Linked DNA regions of Homo sapiens: region 2 is linked to region 1. Evidence: read pairs that join two places in POLR2A ChIA-PET (ENCODE). Cell type or tissue: CD4-positive, alpha-beta T cell. All regions are shown on one strand. Each heading gives the region's core, and the rest is flanking DNA. Links, peaks and the distances in the headings are about the cores only.

What was found. ChIA-PET counts read pairs that join two places held together with the same protein. Peaks named below come from ENCODE experiments on the same cell type or tissue, not always from the same donor. Only the 100,000 strongest peaks of a DNase experiment are listed, where the experiment ranks them.
Region 2: POLR2A ChIA-PET joins it to region 1 with 10 read pairs; 8 of 35 experiments call an interaction of 5 or more read pairs at or near these places.

Annotation. Positions count from the first base shown.
Region 1 is chr17:58,483,948-58,491,702 of GRCh38, forward strand. It overlaps HSF5 (heat shock transcription factor 5), which reads right to left and starts at 4,461. Exons shown (of 6, transcript NM_001080439.3): 1 at 3,778-4,461. The coding sequence starts at 4,327. It overlaps MTMR4 (myotubularin related protein 4), which reads right to left. Exons shown (of 18, transcript NM_001378067.1): 18 at 5,590-7,755. The coding sequence ends at 7,716. RefSeq lists silencers at 3,743-3,862, 4,123-4,172. In CD4-positive, alpha-beta T cell, for the core only: CTCF peaks have their summits at 3,740 (motif pointing left) and 3,942; a DNase peak (open chromatin) is centred at 3,984; H3K4me3 peaks cover 1,144 bases.
Region 2 is chr17:58,342,161-58,346,160 of GRCh38, forward strand. SUPT4H1 (SPT4 homolog, DSIF elongation factor subunit) reads right to left here. Exons shown (of 5, transcript NM_003168.3): 5 at 3,018-4,000. All of the region lies in intron 3 of TSPOAP1-AS1 (TSPOAP1, SUPT4H1 and RNF43 antisense RNA 1), which reads left to right. Among named protein-coding and RNA genes, the nearest start is that of SUPT4H1, 8.0 kb to the right of the region's middle. RefSeq lists an enhancer at 2,058-2,587. In CD4-positive, alpha-beta T cell, for the core only: CTCF peaks have their summits at 2,856 and 3,055; DNase peaks (open chromatin) are centred at 2,401 and 2,871; H3K4me3 peaks cover 3,194 bases; H3K27ac peaks cover 4,000 bases.

The DNA.
Region 1 (7,755 bases), core at 1,649-5,648:
AGGCAAGATTCGAGAAGAAGAAAAATGAGATGAGGAAAAGTAGAAGAGCCAAGGACTTAGAACATGGAATGAGAACAAAACAAAGTTGTATTCTTGAATAACTTTGCTAAATTATTCAAGTTCTAATATTCTTGAACTTAAAGCAGAATTACATTCCACCTGAACCAGTAACACAATTCCCTAGTGAACCAAACCTATGGTATAGACAGTCCACACCTGACATACCTTCTGCACATACCAACAGGTAGAATGGTAAGGAAAAAAAAAAAAAACACCAAACAGGAAAGGCATGAAAACAATAACTTAGTTATATATGGATTGACATATAATCTATACTGAAAAACCATGAATTTATGTTTTTCAACAAACAGTAATCTTTAAATGCTGACCAACTGAAGTATAAGTGAATAAAATCAGATGCCAGATGGCCCTGAATTTCTTCAATTAAAATGGACTCTATCCTTAAAATACAACTGAGTTTAAGATAGTTGAGGGTAAAAGGTCAGAGAAGAGAAAAGAGCAAGTGTTGGTTTTTATGTGTGTGTGTATGCATGGATGTTTCTTTGTTTGAAGTGGTTATCCCATTTCTCCCAAAAACATATTTTCTAGTCTTTTCTCCTTATACCCACCAGACATGCAACCTGAAAAAAAAAAAATCCATGTCAGAGATTCTGCCAAATGTATGCCATGGTATTGTCTCCATTGCCTTGCCCCCTATCATTCCCTACCAAAATCAATGGCCATCACATGGAAGTGGCCTAATATTCCTTTAGGACATTCTTATGCCACTGCTGCTTTTTCAACTTACTGTTGGAACTTTAACCTAATCCCTTATCTTCTAAACTCCACAGTGGTCACATAACCTAGTTCCTTATCTTCTAAATTCCAAATGAACCAAGTACTGTTGTCATTCATAACCCTGGGCGAAGGTTAAGTTGAACATAGTGTTATTTTATTTGTACATTTAAACTTTTCCATTAACTCAAAAATAACCCAGATTTTTTTTTTTTTTTTTTTTTTTTTTTGAGACAGCGTCTCACTCTGTCGCCCAGGCTGGAGTGCAATGGTGTGATCTCGGCTCACTGCAACCTCCACCTCCCAGGTTCAAGTGATGCTCCTGCCTCAGCCTCCCGAGTAGCTGGGACTACAGGCACCCGCCACCACGCCCAGCTAATTTTTATATTTTTAATAGAGACAGGGTTTCACCATGTTGGCCAGGATGGTCTCGATCTCTTGACCTTGTGATCCGCCTGCCTGGGCCTCCCAAAGTGCTGGGATTACAGGCGTGAGCCACCACGCCCGGCCCCAGATTTCTTTATAGTAAATCCATGTTAACATGCTGAAAATGTTTTTATTTACTCTCCTAGCTGAAGGTGAAGAATGAATGAATGATTACACCCTGTTGGTTTCTTGGTATACTGCTTCATATCATGGACTCTTTAAACAGAGAAATGGAATATTGCCACCCTTGCCTTCCTGGAAGAGGGGGAAGAGCATCAAAAATCAAGTCTACAGGCCTGGCGCAGTGGTGGCTCACGCCTGTAATCCCAGCACTTCCAGAGGCCAAGGTGGGCAGATCACTTGAGCCCAGGAGTTCCAGACCAGCCTGGGCAACAGAGTGAAACCCTGTATCCACCAAAAATACAAAAAATTAGCTGGGTGTGGTGGCCACGCCTGTAGTCCCAGCTACTCGGGAGGCTGAGGTGGGAGGATCCCTTGAGCCCGGGAGGTGGAGGTTGCAGTGAGCCAAGATCTTGCCACTGCACTCCAGCCTGGGGGACAGAGTGAAACCCTATCTCAAAAAAAAAAAAAAAAAATCAAGTCTATAAAATAATTTGGCCATGTGAAGTGGCTCACACCTGTAATCCCAGCACATTGGGAGGCCAAGATGGGCGGATCACCTGAGGTCAGGAGTTCAAAACCAGCCTGGCCAACATGGTGAAACCCCATCTCTACTAACAATACAAAAATTAGCGAGGTGTGGTGGCAGGCACCTGTAAAATCCTAGCTACTCTGGAGGCTGAGGCAGAAGAATCACTTGAACCCGGGAGGCAGAGGTTGCAGTGAGCGGAGATCTTGCCATTGCACGCCAGCCTGGGCAACACAGTGAGACTTAATCTCAAAAAGTAAAATAGGCAGGGCGCAGTGGCTCAGGCCTGTAATCCCAGCACTTTGGGAGGCCAAGGCTGGCGGATCACCTGAGGTCAGGAGTTCGAGACCAGCCTGGCCAACCTGGTGAAACCTCGTCTCTACTAAAAAATATAAAAATTAGCCGGGCATGGTGGCACGCGCCTGTATTCCCAGCTACTCAGGAGGCTAAGGAATGAGAATTGCTTGAACCCGAGAGGCGGAGGTTGTGGTGAGCCGAGATCGCGCCATTGCACTCCAGCCTGGGTGACAAGAGCGAAACTCCGTCTCAAAAAAATAAACAAATAATAAAAAATAAATAATCCACTATCACAGAGGGTTTCTTAACTTTTACTAAATACAGATGTATACCAAAAAGTTTTTTCAATACTGAAAGATTGTAGCCAATAGTGAAAACTCCAAAGGCTGTAAATGTGAGCTTTCTAAAATTCTTTTTTAACTAAAACTTGACAGCTGTAAAGAAAACCATCTTTGCCTTATGTTTGTCTAATCATACCCCTTTAAGGAAGCATCAAGCTCTAATTTGCTTCAATGAAAGAAATGTGTAGCCAATTCATTCTACATAGGAACTATATCTTGTAAGCCACGATGTATCGTTGTATTTTTGCTCTTAAGGTATATAAACAACGTCTACCATTCTACACATTAACCAGAACCTTAAATCTGATGATTGTCGTAGCACTTCTAAGATTTCTTAGATGTGCCAATAGGTGGAAGGTGGCAGCCCTCTTCAAGGACAAATTTCCACTGCAGGCACCTTTTCCAAAACTTTCCCTTGCCTGCTATTGTAATGTTCTAAGTTCTCTCTTTTTTTTTTTTTTTTTTTTTTTGAGACCGAGTCTCGCTCTGTTGCTCAGACTGGAGTGCAGTGGCACTATCTCGGCTTACTGCAACCTCTGCCTCCTGGGTTCAAGCGATTCTCCTGCCTCAGTCTCCTAAGTAGCTGGGATTACAGGCGTGCACCACCATGCCTGGCTAATTTTTGTATTTTTAGTAGAGACGAGGTTTCACCCTGTTGGTTAGGCCGGTCTCAAACTCCTAACCTCGTGATGCACCCGCCTCGGCCTCCCAAAGTGCTGGGATTACAGGCGTGAGCCACCACGCCCAACCGTAATGTTCTAAATTCTCTTGACTACGATTTTGTTCCATCCCGCCTTAACCCGTAGGGTGACTCCACTCTGCTTCCCACGGGAGCAAAGGAGCCCCTTTTGTTTCTTCCAGACCCAATGTTTCAACGAAGGACTACTGAGTCCACATGTTTACAGTGGACAGTGTGGGTCTCAGGAAGGTAAACGGAGGCTTACAACCAGGTAAACTCCTGGGGTTCAAACCGGGGACGAGTAGAAGGGAGCCTAAGAGGCGGAGGTCCCTTTTGCTGCCAGTGGGCTCAGAAGGGGCCGAATGCTTACGGACCCTCCAGGGGAGGGCCGGTGGCCACCGTGCTGGTGCCGCTGAGAACGGCGGCGGTGGCGGGACCGCCAGTCTCGGGAAGCACAGCGGCCAATGGGTCCCCGGCGCCTTTCCGACGCCCATAGCGTGAGGACGTGCGAAAATGCGCCCTCCAGCGGCGGTTGCTCCCCGCCGCCCATGTGCCCACTGTGGGCGAGGGCACGGGCAGTCCGGACTCACCGTGCGGCTCGGGCCGGGGCCCCGCGGGCGGCGGCGGCTGCTGGTGCTGCAGTGGCGCGGTGGCGGCGGAGGCCGAGGTGATGAGCAGCCGCTGGAAGCGGTTGGGCGGGCGGCAGGGCACCTCCAGGCCGGCCGCCAGCTTGGCCTTGTTGGCGCTGGTGAGGCGCTTGAGGTGCACGAGCAGCTGTGGCTGGTCGCGGCGGAAGTGCGGGTTGTGGAAGTGATGGAGCGGCCCATTGCCTGCCGGTTTGCCGCCCCCCGGCCCGCCCAGCACCACCTTGCGGAAGCCGTAGAGGTTGAGCTGGCGGATGAAGCTGGTGAAGCTGGTGGTTTTGAAGAGCTCGGGCTCGGCCCCGGCCCCCGCAGTCCCGCCACCGCCCCCCGGCCCGGGCGGGCTGAGCAGCTCGGCCTCGAAGAGCGGCTGATCGATAAGCAGCCCCTCGCCGCGGCCGTCCCAGCGGATGGAGCGGTAGCGCGGGCTGTTCACCAGGCGCCACAGCTTGGCGGGGAAGTTGTTGGGGTTGATGGGGGTGGAGAGCAGCGCCTCCATCGCCCCGCCGGGCCGGGGCCTCGCCCCCCGAGCCTAGCTCTCCCACACCGTTCTCGATCCCTCCCCGGCCTTCGCCTCGCCCTGCCCGCTCCTGCCGGCGCCCATCCGCCGCGTACCAGGGACCGTTGGCGCACGAGGCCCCGCGGCGCCTCCCAGCGCGGCCAATGGGGCCTCGAGTTCCCGCCACGCGGCGTGGGCACCTCCCCCTCGGCGGCCGCGTGCCCCAGCTCGGCCCGCCGGACGCCTGCGGGACCCGGGCAGGAGCCCCTTCCCCAGGCGTTCCCAGACTTCAGGCCGGGAAGGCTGTCTGCCGGGGTGTTCTAAGTCCTGACAAGAGAGAAGCCCAGTTATCCACCGTGGAATACCAAGAGGCGTGTGTTTCGGCCCAGCCAACTAGTGGAGACTTGGAATGCAGAGAAAGTGTGCGTTAGGCAGCAGAGTTGGTCGTTCTGGGGACCAAAGGGTCTGGTCTGTAATCTTTGCTAACAGTGGAACTGCTTACCTCTCAAACAAAAATGATGCTACTGGAGGTATAATATCTTGAGTAAACGAACTCACCTTTTAGATAGTAGCCCTTTGTATCTTTTAAGATACACTCTTTTAAGTCAGTATTTGTTCAAGACAATTTACTCAAGGTTAGATGAAAACTGAGGTCCCTAGGAGGAGGGAATCACAAGAATCTAAGTACTATCTTGTGTGCCTGCCCAACTAGCTGGTGGCATTTTAGACATTAAAGAGAAATAAAGATGGGACAGAATTCTACGGTATCCATAAGAATCGATCCCTAGCCAATCAATAAATAAGAATGTAACAAGAGCTGTGCTGATTCAAAAAGAGAGGTTCATTTGAAAACGGAAATTGGCCGGGCGCAGTGGCTCATGTCTGTAATCCTAACACTTCGGGAGGCCGAGCTGGGTGGACTGCTTGAACCCAGGAGTTCGAGACCAGCCTGGCCAACATGGTCAAACCCTGTCTCTACTAAAAATACAAAAATTAGCCAGCGTGGTAGCATACCTGTAGTCCCAACTGTTCAGGAGGCTGAGGCAGGAGAATCGCTTGAACCCAGAAGGCGGAGGTTGCAGTGAGCCGAGATCGCACCACTGCACTCCAGCCTGGGGAACAGAGGGAGACTCCATCTCAAAATAAATAAATTGGAAATTGCTGGGAGAAAGGGGTACAATGTTCTACTCTTCTCATGGTCAAAGAATAAGTGAATATTAAGTTTTTTTAGAAATGAAAATAAAACGACCCAACAAAGCAGCACTAATATAGAGATTTTATTTAAACTGTATTGAATTTTTACAGCACATTGCATGTTTGTCACAACGCAACTGCACAGTTTGGATTTTTGGCCACATCATGTCACTTACACCCACAACAGCTCTGAAAGGAGTATTTGATGAACACATCTGAGCCAAGAGCCCAGAGTCTCTCTCCAAGGCCATGCAGTTTGTTCACTGATGGGACAGTCCCTCAAAACAGCCACGCTAAGTAGACAGATACAGTCTCCCCAAATGTTACCAATCTTACTCCCCTTGAAAACAGGCAGAGTGAAGTGCAATGAAAGACAAGTTAATTAAAAAGCCACTCACAACTGGCAGTAAATTTTAATGATTGATAAAATGCTTAAAATAATTTTATGTATCAGAAACAAGGAACAGCTTGTTACTTTTTCAATGATCTCAGGAATTTTGCAGACACAAAATCTCCATTATTCAGCTCCATTTAAATGAAAAAAAAAGTTCCGCTAGGCTGACCTAAATATGCCAAAACTTTTTAGGTTACATCTATGGCAAGTACAAAAGAACCACAGATGCGTCTCTGTAGGACTGAAAAGGTCAGGACAAATAATGATTCTTGTTCTAAATGCAGATCCTAGTTATTTTGGAATGAAATGCTGTTTTCTAGAAAGCAACATGAAAGTAGCAGTAAGAAAGATGACTACCATCATTTCAAAACAGGATAAGCCTAAATATAATTTACCATTTATATGTCAACAAATTAAGGAAAACTGTATAAAGTCCTAGTGGTTTCATTATAGGCCAAGGAGACTGTATCTGTCCCACCCACAGTACATGGCTATATCACTGTATCTTTTGGTTAAGTGCCACTGGTACATATTAAGATGAAAAAAAACAAAAACAAAAACAAAAAAACAAAATAAAATTTTTTAAAAACCAACAACGTTTGGTCCAAATGGACACATGTTCTTTCCCAATTTTGGTATCAAGGCTTTATTCTCTTCTGTTTGGGTTCCATTGTTAAGTGCACAGAAATAGACAGCAGCATTTGTACTGAAACCCTCACATACCAAACAGCATATGCTAGGAGGTAAAAACCAAACGCTAAATTCTACCCTCAAGGTGTCAAGTGTTCAGGATAAGAAGCAATGTGACCCAGAGGAGGCATCAGCCAAGGGAAAGACAACATGGGGGAAATGGGCAATGGAACAACAACAACGAAAACCTTTGTTTTATTTTCATGCCAGGAGAGGATCAAGGTGTAGCTCCTGTGTTAGCACCAGGACAACTAGGAAAAGTCAGGTGCAAAGAGTAGGGCACAATCAGCAGATATTTCACAAGGATAATTTTTGCTTTTCCCTTCTCATTCTTCACAGTGCATAACTCAAGAGCTGCCACTGTGTAACAGAGACGACTGCCTTCACAGCTCAAAATAACTCAATGTTTGCCAGGACCGAACATCAGCAGAGTTTTCCTCTGCTCCCAAAAATGTCTCACTCCCTAGAACTGTTCCCCTAAACTGAATATTCACCAATGCTGGCTGATGAGCCAACTGAAAAATACATTGAAACCTCCACTTGCTGAGCCAGTCTTCAAACCAAACTCCACAGAAAGACAGTACTAATGCAACTAGAAGGAGTGCCTCTAAAGGCTGAGCCTTCATGCAGACACAGAGCACAGAGGTACAGGATATAGTTCATCTCAAATAGGACAGGAATTCCTACCTTGTATACTATAATCTGCTTTTGTCAAGGTGGAGGAGAGATGGGTCTGGTTATCACTTGGAGTTTGGTTATACATATGCCTTTCTATTGCTGTTTGGGGCACTTTGCACCAGGCAACATCTACGCAATCATCATCTTGTGACCTCCAGGAGAAAGAGGCTGGAGTCACCAACTCAACATTAAGCTTCCAGACCCTGGGTCTGGGTTAGGACCATTACCCCAAGGTGAGGGTATCACCAGTAGAGGACCTCCTGCTAAATTGCAATTCCTCTGCTCCAGTTTCATGATACCAAGGAGGATTTCTCAAGATGGTATCTCTGAGCTCTGTGATTTCATGAGCCACACCAAGGAACCTTCCAAACTACAACTGAAGAAGATCCTCCCTTCAAACCTGCTAAAATTGGACAGGTTTCTCCCCGGCATTCAACTGGAAGCTGTAGCAATGGGTTTCTTCAGCTGTTGG
Region 2 (4,000 bases), core at 1-4,000, 140 kb before region 1:
ACTTCATTTTAGAGGTGACTTGGGAAAGTCACAGGGTTGGTGGCTGGTGGAGGCAGCAGGGCCAGGACTCTGCCCTTAGTTAGATACATGTATTTTCATCGCACAAGTCTCAGTGTTCCAGTGGGGTGTGACGGTGCCATCATCAGTCTGCAGATTGAGGGAGGTGAGGAGGAAAAAGAGAGGTTGGGAGGTGTGGGGCACACAGGTCAGCAGGTGCGTAAGAGCTGCTGGAGTGGAATAGAAGATGCAGCCAGGGGTAACTCATGAAGGGCTAGACTGGTTTCCCAATGCTCTGCACAGGAATCCTTGAGTAAATCCCAAGGATCCCCTCCCTGGGCCATTGCCCCACTGCCTCCATCTCTTTGGCTAATTTTAGACTTAGGGACTAGAGTGGTGGGATTAGAGTGGTTGGTGGGCTCAACGTGTAGGGACAATGTGTTGTAATAACTTCACTCAGAAGAAAGCTAATGCCTCACACTGGTTCTGTTGAACACTTATGGAGGGAAAAAAACTTGCTGTGTTTGTGGACAACTATGTCACAAACAGTTAGTAGCCCTAAACTTAGTGTGGACATTATATTTCTTGAGCTGAGGCTCCACTACTTGATTATGGCTAAAACACTTTTAACTCTTTTCTTCCCCACCCCGAGACAGAGTCTTGCTCTGTCACCCTAGCTGGAGTGCAGTGGCACGATCTTGGCTCACTGCAACCTCCGCCTCCCGAGTTCAAGCACTTCTCCTGCCTCAGCCTCCCATGTAGCTGGGATTACAGGCGCCCGCCACCACACCTGGCTAACTTTTTATATTTTTAGTAGAGACGGGGTTTCACCATCTTGGCCAGGCTGGTCTTGAACTCCTGATCTCATGATCCACCCACCTTGGCCTCCCAAAGTGCTGGGATTACAGGCATAAGCCACCGTGCCCAGTCAAGACACTTTAACTCTTTGAGTCTCAGTCTCCTCATCACCAAATAAGGATGTTAACTAGTTCCAGGGTTTCTGTGAGAATCAAATGAGATACTGGATATGAAAGCCCTTTGTCAACTGTATTTGGGTTTGTTTTGTTGTTTTCTGAGACACGGTCTCACTCTGTCCCCCAGGCTGGAGTGCAGTGGCGCCATCACGGCTCACTGCAGCCTCAAACTCCCAGACTCAAGGGATCCTCCCACCTCAGCCTCCCAAGTAGCTGGGACTACAGGTGTACACCACCATGCCTAGCTAATTTTTTGTAGAGATGGGCTTTTGCCATGTTGCCCAGGTTGGTCTTACACTCCTGGGTTCAAAGTGATCTGCCCGCTTTGACCTCCCCAAGGTGCTGGGATTAGAGGCATGAGCCACAGCACCCAGCACCTTTGTCAACTGTAAAAATATTTACATGAAAGGCTTTACTGATACTAAACATGAACCAGACTTCCAGACAAAGTTATTATTAGTCTGTTCTTAAACATGACCTACCTGCCTCTTTCATAGAGACCAGATGTCAGGGAGGGGACCTGAGGATCAAGTAGCAGGCTGCAGACAGACTAGGAGTAACAAGGCAGAAGCCACACCAAGAGCAAAGCCTCAGTTCCCAACCCTGGTGAAACTGCTCCCCTCCAAGACCAGACCATCCTGACCCTTGCTCTATCAGCTACCAGTCCTTTCTTGAGCTGGAGGCTGCATTATCAATGCACTGCCACTGAGCTCCTCAGTGTTCTGGGAGACCCTAATTCCACAGTATGTGGCAGGGAGGAAGCAGGGAATGAGGCAAGGGCAGGCAAGGGGAAGGCAGCCTGGCTACTATTCCTAGTCTCTGTCTGACTTGCATCTGTCCTTGTTGAGCTAGGGAGGAGGCTTGCTCTTCAGGAGAGAAGCCAAACTACTGAGCAAGACAAGGAGAGATCTTAAGATGCTATGCACTCAGAACTTCGGCAGCCAGGACGGGACTGAAACTCTGACAGACACAATGGGCCAATGGGGCAGGACATAGCTCTCATGGCTGCCCTCATAGCCATGGAAAGCAGGGCAGCAGTACCAGGACCGCCCACTCCCAGGGAGCTGTGAACCAAGTCCTTGTCTTAGTTTCTTTGGGTTCCCAGTAGAGGATGGGACTCCAGCACCTTTCTGCCTGTCTGGGTTGCTGAGTGGCACCACCTGCATGTTCAAGTACCAGAGAAAGCAAGAAAGCTAATTCAGCAGCAGCTCCCGGGGAGAGCCCACTTGGCACAGTCTGTAGAGTCCAGGAAGGAAAACAGGCCACCCTTCCCCCACAAGCATCAATGCCTATGCTATGTCTTTTGCTTCCTGTGAGACTGTCAGTTAGGGCCCAGTTCAGTGTAGGGCTGAGGCAGCCTGAATGTGGTTATTTGTGCAAGCTCCTCTTGCCTCCCCTCCCCACAACTGTTTCCATTCTCACCAAGCAGCCACGTCCGGGTCAGACACCCAGGACAGCAGCTGGGGCTTTCCAAGGGACTTTTTGAGAAGCTAGTGAAAGTTGGGTGTTGGCTGCACAGCCTGGGCACTTGCTGAAACGCACTTCTTCCATCCAGGACGTAAGCTCTAGCCTGGCAGGGTTGCTTTCAGGTTGAAATTGAACAGAAATCACCACCCACGGAGCTTTCTGTTTGCTGGGCTGGGGAAATCCTTGAGAAACTCAGTTTGGAGTTGGGGTTATCTGACCATTCCCTCAGAGCTTGAAGGCACCAGAGAAAATGGTTTTGGTTTGAAGACCATAGTGGACATGAGCAGCCCGGCCAGTCCCAGTTTCCCTCCCATAGGCCTATGTGAGGACAAGGAAGGGGAGTAGACAAACTAATCAGAGTCAGGTCGCATCTCTCCTCCTTCCCACACTCTCCAGGCCACAGGTAACAAGCAAAATCAACTCAAGAGCAACACCAGGTGGCTGAGACACAAAGCCCTAGCACAGGCAGCTCTGCCCTAGCACAGCACAGCTCACCCTGCAGTTGTGGTTCTCAGCATTTCCCCTACTATTTTGGCTGATTGTGCACATATTCTATGTATTGAAAAATGGCCCAAAAAGGAGAGCAAAAGTATTTCACCTTTATAATACTTATATAATTTTCACATAGCTTCGTTTCTACAATCACAACAATCCTGAGGTAAACAGGCAGGGTGCAATCATTCTCTTTTTAGAGGGAGAACAAGGAACTTAGGGAAATCAAAATGGGGATACGAACAGGATTTCTGTGGAAATTTAAATGAGAATTTGTGGTAAATTTTTTTATCCTAAAACAACTCACCTTGGCCGAAAAATGGGATGTTACCCAAGGTCCCCTACTAGGCCGGAGGAGAAAAGGACCTACCTCCTACAGGGGCACAAACAAGGGAGACTAGGACTCAATGGTCGCCCAAGGCCCAAGGGTCTCCAGTGAGTGCTTGAGACTGGCCTAAGGTATAGGAAGAGCCGTGAAGAGAAGAAAATAGACAAGCAGGGGAGGGAAGAATTATTAAACATGGTCAAGGAGCACTCTACAAAGCCTCAGGATTTCTTCAAGGGATACTGCTGTGCCAGGTCTCGAGGGCAGAAGGATACAAGTGTGAGACACCAGGGCCACCAAGTTGATGGGGTTACTGAGCCTCTGGATCAGCACCCTCCGATAGGAAGCAAGGAAGCACACTACAAAGGCTGCAATCCCAGAGGCTGAGACAGTCAAGAGGGAGTAGAAGGGCCTCTGCTGCTCTGGGAAGGTTCTTATAGGGCAAATAAGCTATTACTGTGCCTAAGAGAATGGAAGAGGGAGGCAAGGCAGGTGTCATGGCCTTCAGAACTTTCTCGAGGTTCATATTTATTGACATTTGACCTAGAGTCCTTGGCATGGGGAAGGCACAGACCTGGGCCACGGGTAGGAAAATCAGCATCCTACTCTCTCCTCAATTCCATCTGTTAATCCACCAACCCAAATCCCTCCCACCCCACCTGTAGTCCAAAGAAGATAAAATGATAAAATGATGTGCTGCTCTCTCAACAGTCAGCTGAGTCTGAATTGGAGGGTAGGAAGTATT